2 separate regions of the Homo sapiens genome follow, and region 2 is linked to region 1. The links are chromatin loops, found by intact Hi-C in ENCODE. Cell type or tissue: heart left ventricle. All regions are shown on one strand.

Region 1 (8,000 bases):
CATGTGGCTTGTGTCTATTGTATTGGACAGTGCAGCTCTAGACCAGTACCCAACTCTAGTGTACCTGGAAAAATGTACCCGTGGTATTGAGTTACTAGGAGAGGAAGGCTTATTTCAGGAAAAGGTCATGTAAATCTTCTGTCAGTACAGCCGGTGTTGACATTCAAGCTGAAAGGGTGTATGTAGACACCGTTTAATGTCTACATTAAAGGCCTCTGGCTTCGGTGTTAACTTGTTTCTTTAAAAGCTTGATACTGTTCTCTGTTGCAGCTTGTTTTTTACCCTCCCGTCTTCATTTTCAAGGGCCTGGTATTGTCTTCAAATGCATTTCCATTTTTGGAAAGCAGAGTCGTAAAGCATTAATAATGTGGAGATTATTTAGTCCATTTCATGCATGAGGACACAAGCCTGCAGCAGCCGAGTAAACTTGCTTGTTGTTTAACCAATGGCAAAAATGGGATCAGATCCCAAGTCTCCCTAATGTTGAGTTATTCGTTGTTTTCACTGTGCTGCATGACCTCATTGAAGTAAAATATCACCAACCAGAACCTAACCATTTTTCCCCCGGGTTGTTTACAAGGGATTATACACGATTAAACTGTCAATTTCTTTTCTGTTCAAGTAGAGTCATCTGGGGTTGCTCAAAGTTGGAGAAATCAGTCTATATACTTCTGCCTTAGTACCAAAAAAAGAGAGGTGCAATATTTATTTATTTTTGAAATAGGGTCTTGCTCTGTTGCCCAGGCTGGAGTGCAGTGGCATGATCACGGCTCACTGGAGCCTCCACCTCCCGTGGTCAAGTGGTCCTCCCACCTCAGCCTCCCAAGTAGCTGGTATTACAGGTGTGCACCACCATGCCCCGTGTATTTTTTTTATTTTTATTTTTTAGAGATGGGGTTTTTTCCACATTGTCCAGGCTGGTCTGGATTCCTGAGCTCAAGCAATCTGCCTGCCTTGGCCTCCCAAAGTGCTGGGATTACTGATGTGAGCCACCATGGCCGGCCAAGAGTTGCAATATTTAGTAAAGCTCTTCCGACTAGTTGAGGCATTAAAAGAAAGCATTATGGAAAAAAAAAGTCTACTGGAAAATAGTTGAAACAAAATCTATTGAGGCAGTATGTTAAAACCCACAGACCTCCATACTTAACCCAGTATTGATTTCATCCCACTGTTTTCTTTAGTGTCTGCTCATGGATCAGTTTTTTCTTCTTTACAACTGACCCACCCATATAGTACACTACTGCTGGGCACTCTGAGACCCATCCATCCTCAGATGCTGAGCCGGTGGGTTCTCAGCACAGTGCTTTCAGTGTCCTATGGTTATCCAGCTGTTTCGTAGCAGCACAGACTCTCTTGAACTGTAACTGTCAATAGATAACATTTTTTTTCTCTTGTGTAACTAAAGGGAAAAAAGTCTATAACTCATTCATTCATTCATGTATTTTTTCATTCAACAATATTCATGGAGCACCGCCTACTGGGTGCCAGGCCCTGCTCAAAGCCTTGGGAATACAGCAGTGAACAAAGAACTCCTACCCTAATACACTAGTGGATGAGACAGAGAGTCAAGGAGTAAACAGATGCTTTATTTTATTTTATTTATTTTTTTGAGACAGAGTCTTGTCCTGTCACCCAGGCTAGAGTGCAGTGGTGTGATCTTGGCTCACTATATCTTCTGCCTCCTGGGCTCAAGTGGTCCTCCCGCCTCAGCTTCCCACGTAGCTGGGAGTACAGGCATGTGCCACCATGCCTGGCTAATTTTTGTAGTTTTTGTAGAGAGGGGTTTTACCATGTTGACCAGGCTAGTCTCAAACTCCCAGGCTCAAGCAATCTGCCCACCTTAGCCTCCCAAAGTGGATGCTGTTATAACCTAATAACAGCAAAGTAAATGGATAGAAACAAGTACCATTTTGAATAGGATAGACAGGAATGCCTCCCTAGGGAGGTGGCATTTGGAAGTGATCAAATTGAAGGGTCACACTGCATACACATCTCAGGGAAGGGAGTACCAAGCAAAGGAAACCACAAATGCTAAGGCCTGAAGCTTGCAACAGTAAGAACAATTCCAGAAACAGTAAGAGAGGCTGGGCGTGGTGGCTCACACCTGTAATCCCAGCACTTTGGGAGGCTGAAGCAGGTAGATCACCTAGGTCAGGAGTTCGAGACCAGCCTGGCCAACATGACGAAACCCCATCTCTACTAAAAATACAAAAAAAAAATGAGCTGGGTGTGGTGGCGGGTGCCTGTAATCTCAGCTACTCAGGAGGCTCAGGCAGGAGAATTGCTTGAACCTGGAGGCGGAGGTTGCAGTGAGGCGAGATTGTGCCATTGCACTCCAGCGTGGGTGACAAGAGCAAAACTCCATCTCAAACGAAAACAAACAAAAAAAAAAAAAAGAAAGGGCCGGGCGTAGTGGCTCACGCCTGAATTCCCAGCACTTTGGGAGGCTGAGGTCGGCGGATCACGATGTCAGGAGATCGAGACCATCCTGGCTAACACGGTGAAACTCCGTGTCTACTAAAAATACAAAAAATTAGCCAGGTGTGGTGGCGGGCGCCTGTAGTCCCAGCTACTCGGGAGGCTGAGGCAGGAGAATTGCTTGAGCCTGGGAGGCGGAGGTTGCAGTGAGCCAAGATTGCACCACTGCACTCCAACCTGGGCGACAGAGCGAGACTGCCCCCCCAACCCCCCCAGAAAAAGAGCCAGTGAGGCTAGTGTAGCAGGAGCAGAGGGAAAAGTAATAGTATCCATCAGGCAGTTCATGCAGGGCCCATTGCTAAGGATTTAGTTCAGACTTGTGCTGTAAGAGGATTACTGTGGCTGCTGTATGGAAAATTAAGGTGGGGGTGGCGTGTTCCAAGAGTGGAAGCAGGCAGGCCAGCTAGAAGACTACTGTAATAATCCAGCTAAGATGATATTGGCTTGGATCAAGGGTCCTGGTGCAGTTGGCAGAAGCAGTCAGCTCCTGGATATATTTAGAAAGGAGAGCCGATTGGATGTGTGGAGGAGTGGGTTTGAGGAGGATGATCCAGAGTTCTGCTGAGGACACTTTAAGTAGAAGATGCCTAGTTTTATATCCATGCCCTGCCATGCGGGCAGATATAAATCAGGAGCTCAGGGACAAAGTTGGGACTAAGAATGGGAGGTGCCAGTGCAGAGAGGGTGCTTAAAGTTTTGGTTGAATTCTAGGGTGTATAAGTTGTTAGGGAAGTTAGCGTGCTTGTTCTTGAGTTGCTGGAAAGGCATATAAATGACACAAATACATGGCCACAATCTGTATTTTCTCAATAATATTTGGTGAAATGTTCTGGGCATCAGGTTTCCCGTCTAATTTTCCATGTAGGAAATGGATAGTCATTGAAGTAGTTTTGATTTGGGTGAGTTGTTACATGGAAAGGGAAGTTGTAAGTTCTCTTGCCACTTTTCTTGTTCTGCACCTTTAGAGAGTCATTAACGAGAACTGAACACTAGGGGGACCCAGTTTCCTTACTTATGCAACGGCGGCTGGCCCAGCTGTACGCTACGATCGCCCTCACTTAGGACACATGCAATATAAACACAAATCTGAAAACAAGGGCAGCTTCTCTTTTATCAATGCAATGTATACTTATAGCAGTGATCATTTTTGCGTGTAACATGTCTGAATTCCTTAAATAGGTCATTTTAAGTAATGTGCATAACCATTACTATTTTTCTTTTATGAGACAGGGTCTCACTCTTTGCCAAGGCTGTGTGCAGTGATGCCATCTGGACTCACTGCAACCTCTGCCTTCTGGGCTCAAGTGCTCTTTCTACCTCAGCCTCCTGAGTAGCTGGGACCACAGGCATGAGCCACCACACCTGGCTAATTTTGGTTTCGCCATGTGGCCCAGGCTGGTCTTGAACTCCTGGGCTCAAGCAATTCACTCACCGTGGCTTCCTGAAGTGCTGGGATTACAGGGATGAGCCACAACACCTGGCCACGGTTTAAAGAATTAAAGACAATGGCTTCTAAACTCTAGTTCCCTATTGGTGAGCCCCATATTTGCAAACTTGTGAAACTAAGGATCATGATTTCTTTTTTATTTTTTCTTAATTTTTATTTTTTGAGATGGAATCTTGCTCTGTCGCCCAGGCTAGGGTGCAGTGGCGTGATCTCGACTCACTGCAACCTCCACCTCCCAGGTTCAAGTGCTTCTCCTGCCTCAGCCCCCCGAGTAGCTGGGATTACAGGCACGCACCAACATGTCCGGCTAATTTTTGTATTTTTAGTAGAGACAGGATTTCACCATGTTGGCTAGGCTGGTCTCGAACTCCTGACCTCAAGTGAGCCACCCGCCTCGGCTTCTCAAAGTGCTGGGTGGGATTACAGGTGTGCGCCACCACGCCCAGCTGAAGGATCATGATGATTTCTGATTTACAATAGTTGAATTGGAGTATGGAAATCTAAATGTAATAAATACCACCTGGTGATTTGAATCTGCGCCACAAGAATGCTGACATAGAATCCATTTTCTGTTTTATCACCAGATATTAAGCAAAGGGAAAGGCAAATAAATGCTGAAAAGCTACATTACATATTATTGGAGTATAAAATGTATAACTTTGTTAAAAGGTTTGGACACATTTTGTATTAGTTACGGATACATAGGTCTTAAAAGAGTACATGGTCTCAACTCTTTTTTTTTTGAGTTGGAGTTTCGCTCTTGTTGCCCAGGCTGGGGTACAATGGCGCAATCTTGGCTCACCACAACCTCCATCTCCTGGATTCAAGTGATTCTCCTGTCAGCCTCCCGAGTAGCTGGAATTATAGGCATGCAGCACCATGCCTGTCTAATTTTGTATTTTTAGTAGAGATGGGGTTTTTCCATGTTGGTCAGGCTGGTCTCGAACTCCCAACCTCAGGTGATCCACCCGCCTTGGCCTCCCAAAGAGCTGGGATTACAGGCGTGAGCCACTGCACCTGGCCCAACTCATTTTTATAAGTAGAATAATTTTACTTTTGGGTAGAGAAAGTCTACATAAGGTTTATACTGAAACCTCTTGAAGTCAACAAGCTTAAAGCAGAATCTTTTTAATCAGGGGAAATGAAAACATAATTAGCGGCCTGGTGTGGTGGCTCACGCCTGTAATCCCAACACTTTGGGAGGCCGAGGTGGGTGGATCACCTGAGATCAGGAGTTTGAGACCAGCCTGGCCAAGATGGCGAAACCCTGTCTCTACTAAAAATACAAAAATTAGCTGGGCGTGGTGGCACATGCCTGTAATCCCAGCTACTTTGGAGGCTGAGGAAGGAGAATCACTTGAACCCAGGAGGTGGAGGTTGCAGTGAGCGGAGATCACGCCACTGCACTCCAGCCTGGGCAACAAGGGTGAAACTCCATCTCAGAAAAAAAAAAAAAAAAGAAAAAAGAAAACGTAATTAACAAATGTGTTAGCTATAATGTCGGGCACGGTGACTCATGCCTGTAATCCCAGCACTTTGGAAGGCCATAGTGGGCAGATCACTTGAGGTCAGGAGTTCGAGACCAGCCTGGCCAACATGGCAAAATCCTGTCTCCACTAAAAATACAAAAACTAGCTGGGTGTGGTGGTGCACGCCTGTAATCCCAGCTACTTGGGAGGCTGACGCAGGAGAATTGCTTGAACTCTGGAGGTGGAGGTTGCAGTGAGCCAAGGTTGTGCCACTGCACTCCAGTCTGGGCGACAGAGCAAGACTCTGTCTCAAAACAACAACAACAATGAAAAAGTGTTAGCTGCTTGATCTTTCCTATTTTGGGGCAGTTATGATCTAAGAATTACTTTGACCACAATGAATCCTTTCCCATGGGTCAGGATGTTAGTTCTCAGAGCTTTGCTTCTGGCGGTACTGACCTGTGCCGGTGTTACAGATGTGTGGTGAAGGGGCTGGAAACTGTGGTCCACAGGCCAAATCCAGTCCACTGTTTTTTTTTTTTTTCAGCCTGAGAGCTAATAGTGTGTGTTGTTTTTTTTTTTTTAACATTTTTATGTGATTGAAAAAAAATATATTTCCTGTGTGAAAATCTTGTGAAATTCACATTTCAGTATCCGTAAATAAAATTCCATTGAAACATGGCCACGTTCATTCATTTATATATTGTCTGTGGCTGCTTTTGACCCTCAATGGCAGAGTTGACTAGACAGAGGCCTCATGGCCTGCAAAGCTTTAAATATTTACTATCTGGACCTTTACAGAAAAAGTTTGCCAACCCCTGGCATGTAGAGTCTGTGCTGTTTACTTACAGGTTGCAACAGTTCTTGGAATGACTCTGTAACTGGTTGTGGTCTTTAACTATTTGCCTTTATGACTTTTGATAGGCTTACTCTGGCTACCATGATATCATTTCATTCATGTATTTTTGATTAATAATTAAATTCCATTGATGCTTTCATTCTTATTTCAATTCTTAGATGAAAATATGCTTCTTCATTTGATTATATTGTTTAATTTTTATTTCCCTCTTCTGTTATTCATTACTTAATACTTCCCTTGAATTATTTAGTCTTTTTCTAAGGTGCTTTAAAATAGTTCGTATGAAACTCAACATAAAATAAAATCGTCCTGTTTTCAATGATCAAAGTATATATATGTATATATATGTATATATATACTTTTTTGTATAAAAAGTATATATATGTATATATATACTTTTTTTTGTATAAAAAGTATATATATGTATATATATACTTTTTTTTTGTATAAAAAGTATACAAAAAAAAAAAGACATAAAAAAGTTTAGGCTGCACATGATGGCTCACACCTGTAATCCCAGCACTTTGAGAGGCCGAAGCAGGTGGATCACCTGAGGTCAGGAGTTTGAAGCCAACCTGGCCAACATGGTGAAACCCAATCTCTAGTAAAAATACACAAAATTAGCCAGGCATGGTGGCGGGCACCTGTAATCCTAGCTACATGGGAGGGTGAGACAGGAGAATCACTTGAACCTGGGAGGCGGAGGTTGCAGTGAGCTGAGATTGTGCCATTGCACTCCAGCCTGGGCAACAAGAGCGAAACTCCATCTCAAAAAATAATAATAATAAATATAAGTAAATAAAAAGTTCAGTAGAAACTTCTTGGGAAACTTTATGTGTCTCTAGTAGAGTTAAAAGGTTTTGCAGAAGATAAACGTTAAAAAATTATTTATTTGGAGTGAATCTTTGGTGAGTTTTTATAACTTTAATTGCCTCAAACACTGAATGCTGTGAGAGTCAATAAAAAATCTTAGAAGAGAATCGGTCTCTTTAAATAAAAAATCCATAAATTTATTGCAAATCTAGAAGTACCAGAATGTCACTAATACAGAACAGATCAGCAATCTTGTTTGTATTTTCTTCCAAACATTTAAAACCTTGATTATTGACATACTGAAATTGGCATACATTTTGTTTTCATGCAGATAACAGAATAGACATGGAGCAGATCCCTCAGAAATCAGTTATAAATATTAAATTGTATTGAACATTCATAGTAAAAAATATGTCGTAAAGTGCTGAAGTCATGTAAGTCTGCAAAACTGCCACAAGCTCAAAGTTCTCAAGCAGTGACAGAGATTTGCTACATCCACCTTGTTTTAGATTATGCCTGTTTTTGACAGACACTTTGTCATTTCCTCCCCCACCCTCCCCAAAGTTTTATAGATTGTCCTATTTCTATGGCTGATAAGATGCTCTACAAAATGTAGCAGGTGGTGATGAACTATGCCACTTTCATTTCAGTGCAGAGAAATATTCAAGCTTGTGTGTACCTGTAACCAAACTAGGCTTGTTATGTTTTTCCCCCTGAGTTGTCATAAATTAACATTAACGATGAATAAAGATGGAGCAGCAAGCATTGACCATCACCTGCAGGGTGAGATTGTGGTAAAATAGGTGAGTAAAAAGTCCACCTATTATCCTGACACTTGCCCTCCTTACAGAAAACTGCTAACGTGAGCAATACTATACATGTAGTGTGACTCCAAAAAAAAAGGAAGAATAAAACAAACAAAACAAAACAATGA
Region 2 (8,000 bases), 120 kb after region 1:
GAGTAGGAGACAGCCAGGAATTGGCAGGAGAAGAGGCTCTGGGCGAGGGCAGCAGCCCGGGCAGGGGTGGGAACATCGGGGAGTAGGAGCCGCTCCCTAGAGCTGCCCCTGTGTCTGTGAGTCTGGAGTTTGTGGCGACCAAGGAGAATAGCGAGAGATGGGGCCAGCGTTCAACGATCTTTTCAGTTTGGCTTTTATTTTAAGGAAATGTGGAACCATGGGAAGATTTTAAGAGTGGGAGGGACATTATTTAATGTTAAATATGGAGGTGAAATTTACATCACATAAAATTAACATTTTAAGTTGTTCAGTTAAGTAGCACTTAGCACCTTCCCAATGTTGTGCAACGACCACATCTGTCTAGTTCCAAAACACTTTTATCACCTCAAAAGAAAACCCTATATCCTTTAATTAATTAATTAATTAATATTTTAGAGATACAGTCTTGCTCTGTCCCCCAGGCTGGAGTGCAATGGCGCGATCATAGCTCATTGCAGCCTCAAACTCCTGAGCTCAAGGGATTCCCCCCACCTCATTCTCCTGAGTACCTTGGACTACAGGAGTGTGCCACTGCGCCCCCTGCATTTTTTTTTTTTTTTCTGAGATAGGGTCTTGCTCTGTTGCCCAGGCTGGAGTGCAGTGGCATCATTACAGCTCACTGCAGCCTCAACCTCCTGGATTCAAGCAATCCTCCCACCTCAGCCTCCCAAGTAGCTGGGACCACAGGCATGCACCACCATACCCAACTAATTTTTCTTTACCTTTTAAAATTTTTTTTGTAGAGACGGGGTCTTGCTATGTTGCCCAGGCTGGTCTGAAACTCCTGGGCTCAAGCAATCTTCCCACCTTAGCCTCCCAAAATGTTGGGATTACAGGTGTGAGCCACTGCACCTGTCCTATGCCTAGCTTTTAAAATATATATATTTATTTTATTTAACCCCATATCCTTTAAACAGTTGCTCACCATTTCCCACTCCCCCTCCAGCATACTATTCAATTTTTTTTTAAAAGATCCCTCTTATATCAGGGGAGCTGAGAACAAGGAGAAGGGCAAGTACCAGCCTCATTTCCACTGATCCAAAATGACCAATGAGAGAAGCCAGTGACAAAATCTCCAGGAATATCCCCAAGTTCAAAGAACGCCAAAGTTGGAAAAGACCTCAGTCATCTTTTTTTTTTTTTTTGAGACAAAGTCTTGCTCTGTCGCCCAGGCTGGAGTGCAGAGGTGCGATCTCAGCTCACTGCAAACTCCACCTTCCAGGTTCAAGCGATTCTCCTGCTTCAGCCTCCTGAGTAGCTGGGATTACAGACGTGCACCACCACACCCGCCACCATGTCTGGTATTTTTAGTAGAGACGGGGTTTCACCATGTCGGCCAGGCTGGCCTTGAACTCCTGACCTCCAGTGATCTGCCCTCCTCAGCCTCCCAAAGTGCTGGGATTACAGGCGTGAGCCACCGTGCTTGGCCGACCTCAGCGATCTTTATTCCAACCACCTTATTGGACAAATGAGGAAACTGAGGCCAAGGAGAATGGAAGGCATCCCCGAGGCCAGCCAGCAATGGAGGGGTCCACATCCTCTGACCATCACTGGCTCATTCTCCAAGTCACGTGACTGCTCTCACGCACACCTTGTTATACTCGACTCCTCAGCCACCTGGAAAATCCTATCTTGCTCTTTGAACCTAGCAATTGTCAAGGAAAAGTCTTTAGCCCTTGCAACAGTCTGAATCTTTCTACATCGGTGGGAGGCAGAGAGGGTTTGGAGGCTCAGGCTGGGCTTGAATCTTGACTCAGCTCAGGGCTCAGCATCCTCTTCTCATTAGGTGGGGTTGTGGACCATTCTCCATGGACTGTTGGGAGAATCAGTGGGGGTACTGCCCAGGAGGCTCCCAGCCTTGCACCTGGCCTCTAATGATAACCCCCATTAGACTAAATTTCTTCATTCCTGGCTGAAACAACCTGGCGGAACCCCACCCATAGAAGCATTAGAAGGGGATTGGCAAACACCCTGAAAAAGATTCCCCCACAAAAGGATCAGGCAACTTAAATCGCATACAGATAACTTTAAAAGTGTTCAGGAACTCTTGGGAAACTTTGTTCTGAAGCTGAATTTCAGGCACCTCAAGATAACATTCTTTTTTGGGGCAAGGCCTTCCCAGTAACTCTGATGTGGGATCGGTGGGTGACAGCACTTGAATTCATGATCGGGCTGGGGCTGGATGCCATTGCCCTCTTTTCTTGGGAGTCTGAAAGTGAACTTTGCCTGAAAGGCTGCTGCCTGGGGGTAAATACTTCTTCTTCCTCAGTCTCCAAAGCGGCTTCCTGTCAACTAACTATTCCACAGCCTCCTTCTTCCTCTCTGCCTGGAATGCTGCTGGAGCTCTGGGAAGCCAGGCAGCGCCCTGCTCAGCAGGTGGCCATGTCCTGTGAGTCAAGGGGGCTGGGGTCCCTCTGGTCACCTGCTCCTCTTCACCCAGTTCCCCATCAGTGGGACATCTGCACGGCTCACTGTACAGGGGCCAGACTCAAGAGCAGATGAAAGAGAGAAGGCGGTCAATGTTTTCGCAACGGAGTAGGACAAACAGTACCCGGAGTCGTGCAACTTTCTCCCTGAAGCCAGGCTGCTGCGTCAGGCCACGTGCTGTCTTCCCCTGTTCTCAGGGCCCCCAGGCCCCCCTGCTTGTCTTCCCTTTCCTTTCCTGGCCGAGCCGCCCAGCTCAGCTGATGGGATGAGGCAGCGTCTCCTGGAGTCATCTTTTCACCCCGTGCGTGTGGACTGAGAATGCTCCACTTGGCTTGTGCCCTGCAGGGGTGAGGAGAAACGGAACTGGGGCGGGGGCAGAGCAAAGCAGCCCTGCCTTCTCCCGAAGAAGAAGGGCACGAGTCAGACACCCCTGCTGTCTCTGAGTCCACAGCCTGGTCCAGGAGGCCTGGCTCTCCCAGCAGCCGCCTTCCCTTCTCCATGCCAGATCTGTTTCCTACCCAGGACAGAACCAACACCTTGTTTTTCCCCTAACTGACTGCTCCTCTGTCTGGAAAATCTTTTCTCGTTTTATTTGAAGAGCAGAACTGTTCCTTCCTCCCCCTTGGTGATGAGGAAACATTCTGTTGAATTTGGCATCCAGGCTCCTAGGAGACCTTGGTTGTTTGTAATTTGATGCTATCAGGTTGTTGCATAACCTTTCCCGCTGGGAAGCAGTCTCTGCATCCTGGGCCTTCTGTCCAGTTTGGGGTCGGGGGTGGGGCGGGGAAAAGTCAGAGGTGCTGTGAGGTGACAGAGCAAGGGATAAGGGACTCTGGCTGTTGGCCCTGGCTGGGGACAGGGCCTGCTGATAGGGACCTAGAGGAAGTCAAACTGCGTCTCTTTCTGGGCCTTTGGCCACCAGGCTTGGTGGAATGTCCTCATCCCATACTCAGGGCCACCCCAGGCCAGCCGGAGTCCTGGGTCTGAATAGAGGCCAGGCCGCCCTGTGTTTCTAGAAAACGAGTACACTGTAGGCATCCTTGGCAAGGGGACATACTACACTTAGAAACAAAGCCTGCTTCTTTATTTTATTTTTGTAGAGACAGGGTCTCACTCTGTTGCCCTGGCTGCAGTGCAGTGGTCTGATCATGGCTCACTGCAGCCTTGACCTCCGGGGCTCAAGCAATCCTCCTGCTTCAGCCTCCCTAGTAGCTTAGTAGCTGGGACTGCAGGTGTGTGCCACCATGCCTGGAACACTACAATTTTTTTTTTTTTTTTTTTTTTTTTTTTTACAGAGATGGAGCAGAGGGGTCTTGCTTGTTGCCCAGGCTGGTTTCGAACTCCTGGCTTCAAGTGATCTTCCTTGCATCGGCCTCCCAGAGTGCTGGTGTTACAAGTGCGAGCCACTGCACTGGGCTGAAAGCCTGCTTCTTTAGAAGGTTATTAGAATGTGCACTCCTCAGAACAGGCACTCTACCCAGTCACAAATGCTAATGCCTTTGTGGGCCAGGCAGGTGATATAAAGGAACACATGTTTGTTTTTGTCAGTTATGGGCAGTGTTAGGAATTCAATATGCTGGAGAGAGGACCCTGTCGAATGACATTCAGCATTAGTTAAATGAAAAACACTAGGCATGCCCAACCAAACTGTCGGAGGTTGTGATCTCTGCTATTTTCTCCCTACAGGTAATTTGGTTGGCACTTCTCTGGCAGGCATTATGCAAAAGTACCTTGCTTGAAGCTTTATGTACACTGTCTTATATAACTGTTCCCACAGCCCTGTGAGATACGTACAACTGACCTTTGAGCGACACGGATTTGAACTGCATGGGTCCACGTAATACATGAATTTTCTTCTGCCACTGCCACCCCTGAGACAGCAAGACCAACCTCTCCTCTTCCTCCTCCTCTTCTTCCTTAGCCTACTCAACGTGAAGACAACGAGGATGAAGCCCTTTATGATGATCCACTTCCACTTAATGAATAGAAAATATATTTTGTCTTTCTTCCAATTTTCTTTTTCCTTCCTTCCTTCCTTCTACCTTCCTTCCTCCTTCCTTCCTTCCTTTCTCTCTTTCTTTCTTTCTTTACTCTTTTTTTTTTGGACAGTCTTGCTGTGTTGCCCAGGCTAGAGGGCAGTGATCTAATCAGAGCTCACTGCTGCCTCAACCTCCTGGGCTCAAGCGATCATCCCACCTCAGCCTCCCAAGTAACTTGGACTACCAGCTAGGACTCCCAAGTAGCTGGGACTACCACACTTAGCTAATTATTTATTTATTTATTTATTTAGTAGAGACACGGGTCTCACTATGTTGCCCAGTCTGGTCTCGGACTCCTGGGCACAAGCCATCCTCCTGTCTTGGCCTCCCAAAGTGGTGGGATTACAGGTTTGAGCTACTGTGCCTGGCCAGGATTTTCTTACTAACATTTTCTTTTCTCTAGCTCATTTTATTGTAAGTCTACAGTATATAATACATGTAACATACTAAATGTGTCTTAATTAAATGTTTATGTTATTGGTACGGCTTCCTGGTCAACATAAGGCTATTAGTAGTTAAGTTTTGGGAGAGTCAGAGGTTATGCCCAGATTTTCAACTGCTTGGGAGTCAGTGCCCTAACTCTTGTGTTATTCAAGGGTCAACTGTACAATCGTTTCCCTGCTTCCTGGCTGAGATGATTGAGACTGAGGGAGGTTATGAATTCTGCCCAAGACCACTTGGTTGGCAGGGGTGGCACTGGAGACCTGCCTGCCCCCAAAGGCATCATCCTAATTATTCCTTGAATACTTCTTCAACTCTAGTTTTCAAACCACTGACATCAGAATTACCTAGAATCAGAGCCCCACCCCAGACTTATTAAATTAGAATTCCTGGGAATAGGACCCAGAAATCCATGTCTTAGATGAGATCTCATCTGGTGATTCTCTTGTATGGAGAAATTTGCGAATTTCCTTGTTTGCTGCATTGCCTTTCTGACTCAGTGAAACATGGCCCTTGGGTCCCAGCCAAGAAAGACCACTGTTCCTCCGCGTGGGCAGTGGTGAGTCTTCCCCGGCCTGCCCCTGTCTTCATGCATCATAAAATGCCACTTCACTTCCGTAACCAGAGAAGCACAAATAAGCAAATTCATGAATCATGGTTTTGTTGATATTTTGGTTGCTGTGGCTAAATATTTATTGCTTTAAGAGGTTCTGCTTTAATTAGAGTCACAAGTAACCACAAGTGCGTAGAAATGCATTCTCATGGCCATAAGACACGCATTTCTCGACAGAAAGCCGAAGGCAACTAACAGTTTTAATGTGCCAGTGCCTGATCAAAGTATGGAGGCTTATCTAAATGAATAGTGTTTGAAATTGAAAAGTGATTAGAAGTTTCATTTATGGATTGTCTATTGTTCTTACTATGACTTATAAGGTCATATTTATGATGCTATGGCATAGAGGTATAAAGTCGTGGGCAACAGAAAGCCTGCAGTGACGATGACTATTAGCTACATTTAACTTTGAAACGTGCTGTGTTCTCTTCCCGATCTTGCCCCTTGCCCTCCTTCCCTGGGAATGAGTGCTCTCCCCACTAAATCCCCAGGAGGGTTTTAGAAGATATTGATGTCAGAGCTTCACTGCAGGTCGATTAAATCACAGTCTCTGGGAAAGAGACTTTGGCATGCGTATTTTTTAAAAGCTCTCCAGTGATTCTAATACATATTCAAAATGGAACCACCTCCCTAGGTTTAGTGAGTGAGGGTGCTGGCTGTGTAGTCAGACCGGCGTTCACATCTTGGCTCTATCATTTTCTTTCTTTCCTTTTTTTTTTTTTGACAGAGTCTCTGTCGTGCAGGCTGGAGTGAAGTGGCTCAATTTTGGCTCACTGCAACCTCCGCCTCCCGGGTTCAAGTGATTCTCCTGCCTCAGCCTCCTGAGTAGCTGGGATTACAGGCATGCGCCACCACGCCTGGCTAATTTTTGTATTTTTAGTAGAGATGGGGTTTCACCATGTTAGGCTGGTCTCGAACTCCTGACCTCATGATCTGCCCACCTCAGCCTCCCAAAGTGCTGGGATTACAGGCGTGAGCCACTGCACCCGGCCGGCTCTATCATTTTCTAGCTATGTGACTTGGGGGCAAATTACTTAGCCTCTCTGAGCTTTGGTTTCCCCATCTGAAAGATGGGGACAATAGTGGCTAACTTGAGAGGTTGTCATAAGGATTCAATGAGATAATGCCAGGAAGCATGTATCATGCTGAGGAGCACTTAACTTGGTACTTAGTAAGGGCTCAATAAATACGAGATGTTATTGTTGTTGTTATTACTATTATGTTTAACTTAGAATAACTATCCATTAGTGGGAGCAGGTATTACTGAAGAATATTGGGGGATCAGGAGTAGCTATCCTAGAATTTAGCCTTTGCTGGTGCAGATAAAACACAACACGCCTGTTTGATATAAGCATATGCATCTCATAATTAGAGTACACAATCCTAGGGGCCGATAGAATGCCAGTCAGATCTTTGTAAGTTTTGTCCACTCCTAGCAGTACCAGTGAGAAGCTGAGATTTATAGCAAGACAGTATCTGCGCTGTTGGTGACACATAAATATTTTACAATTGCCTGTTCACACTCTAGACCCTTTTAAGATAAATCCCTTTAGAATACAAGGTCTGTGGACCTGTGATCATTTGGGTGGCTGGCATATATAATTGTGTCTTCCTGTTAGAGCCAGAACCCAGGATGTAGCCTGCACTAACCAACTAGTCTGTACAACAAAAAGAGGGGATTGCTCCTTAAGTGGCCACACTGAGAGGCTTCTCTCAGCCAATCTTTTTCTTTCTCCTAATTCCTGAATCTTTTGCAAGGAGATTGTCTGCTTTGTTGACTACACCTGTTTTATAACTAGCTGGATTCCTCCAAACCCCTCCAGCTTTCAGTCCTTTGCTGAAATAAGACAAGCACATTGAAACGTTTTTCTCTGAAGAGCGTATTAGGAAAGTCAGTCACCTACAAGAGAGCAACACAAAAGGTTGTGGCAAACGAGAAGAATCCCTAATTCTTGAAGGGATCCCTAATTGGTGAAGACCAATTAGCAAATTTATTAATTAGACCAATCCCTAATTGGTGAAGACCAATTAGCAAATTTATTAACTAAAGGTCAGTTTACCCTTCTGGAAACATCCTGGAGGCAGAGACCAAATCCTGTGTTCAACCCTGGTGCCATTGCCCACCCCAGTGCCTTCTGGTTGACCGATAGAGCTAATGGCTTGTTTCCTGGAACCACAGCCGTGATCTTTCCTTAGCATCTGGCCTCAAAGGTTAAGCAAGACTATTTGAATAGTGTACACCATGGACATGCAGATAAACAGGCTCCCCGTTTTCACCCACCCATACCCCAAGCTTCCACAAAGATGCCCCCACGGGGGTGGAAGTATCTACAAAGCCCTGGCACATGCCTTTGAGCGGATGCTTCCTCCCTGCCCTTTGGCCCTAAGCTGACGCATAAGTCATACATTCCAAAGCCACGTGGAAATGCGTTTTATGCTTG

What was found. Peaks named below come from ENCODE experiments on the same cell type or tissue, not always from the same donor. Only the 100,000 strongest peaks of a DNase experiment are listed, where the experiment ranks them.
Region 2: it touches region 1 in a loop (3.0-fold over the local background); 63 of 110 quality-filtered maps call a loop at or near these places.

What each region holds. Positions count from the first base shown.
Region 1 is chr17:68,259,789-68,267,788 of GRCh38, forward strand. It overlaps SLC16A6 (solute carrier family 16 member 6), which reads right to left. Exons shown (of 6, transcript NM_004694.5): 6 at 7,238-8,000. It also overlaps a transcript of ARSG not described here. Among named protein-coding and RNA genes, the nearest start is that of AMZ2, 16 kb to the left of the region's middle. In heart left ventricle, a CTCF peak has its summit at 3,467 (motif pointing right); a DNase peak (open chromatin) is centred at 4,324; H3K4me3 peaks cover 42 bases; H3K27ac peaks cover 492 bases.
Region 2 is chr17:68,375,694-68,383,693 of GRCh38, forward strand. All of the region lies in intron 8 of ARSG (arylsulfatase G), which reads left to right. Among named protein-coding and RNA genes, the nearest start is that of MIR635, 45 kb to the right of the region's middle. RefSeq lists an enhancer at 2,525-3,044 and a silencer at 5,541-5,741. In heart left ventricle, no CTCF peak of the experiment used is centred here; DNase peaks (open chromatin) are centred at 2,678 and 3,318; H3K4me3 peaks cover 1,307 bases; H3K27ac peaks cover 4,309 bases.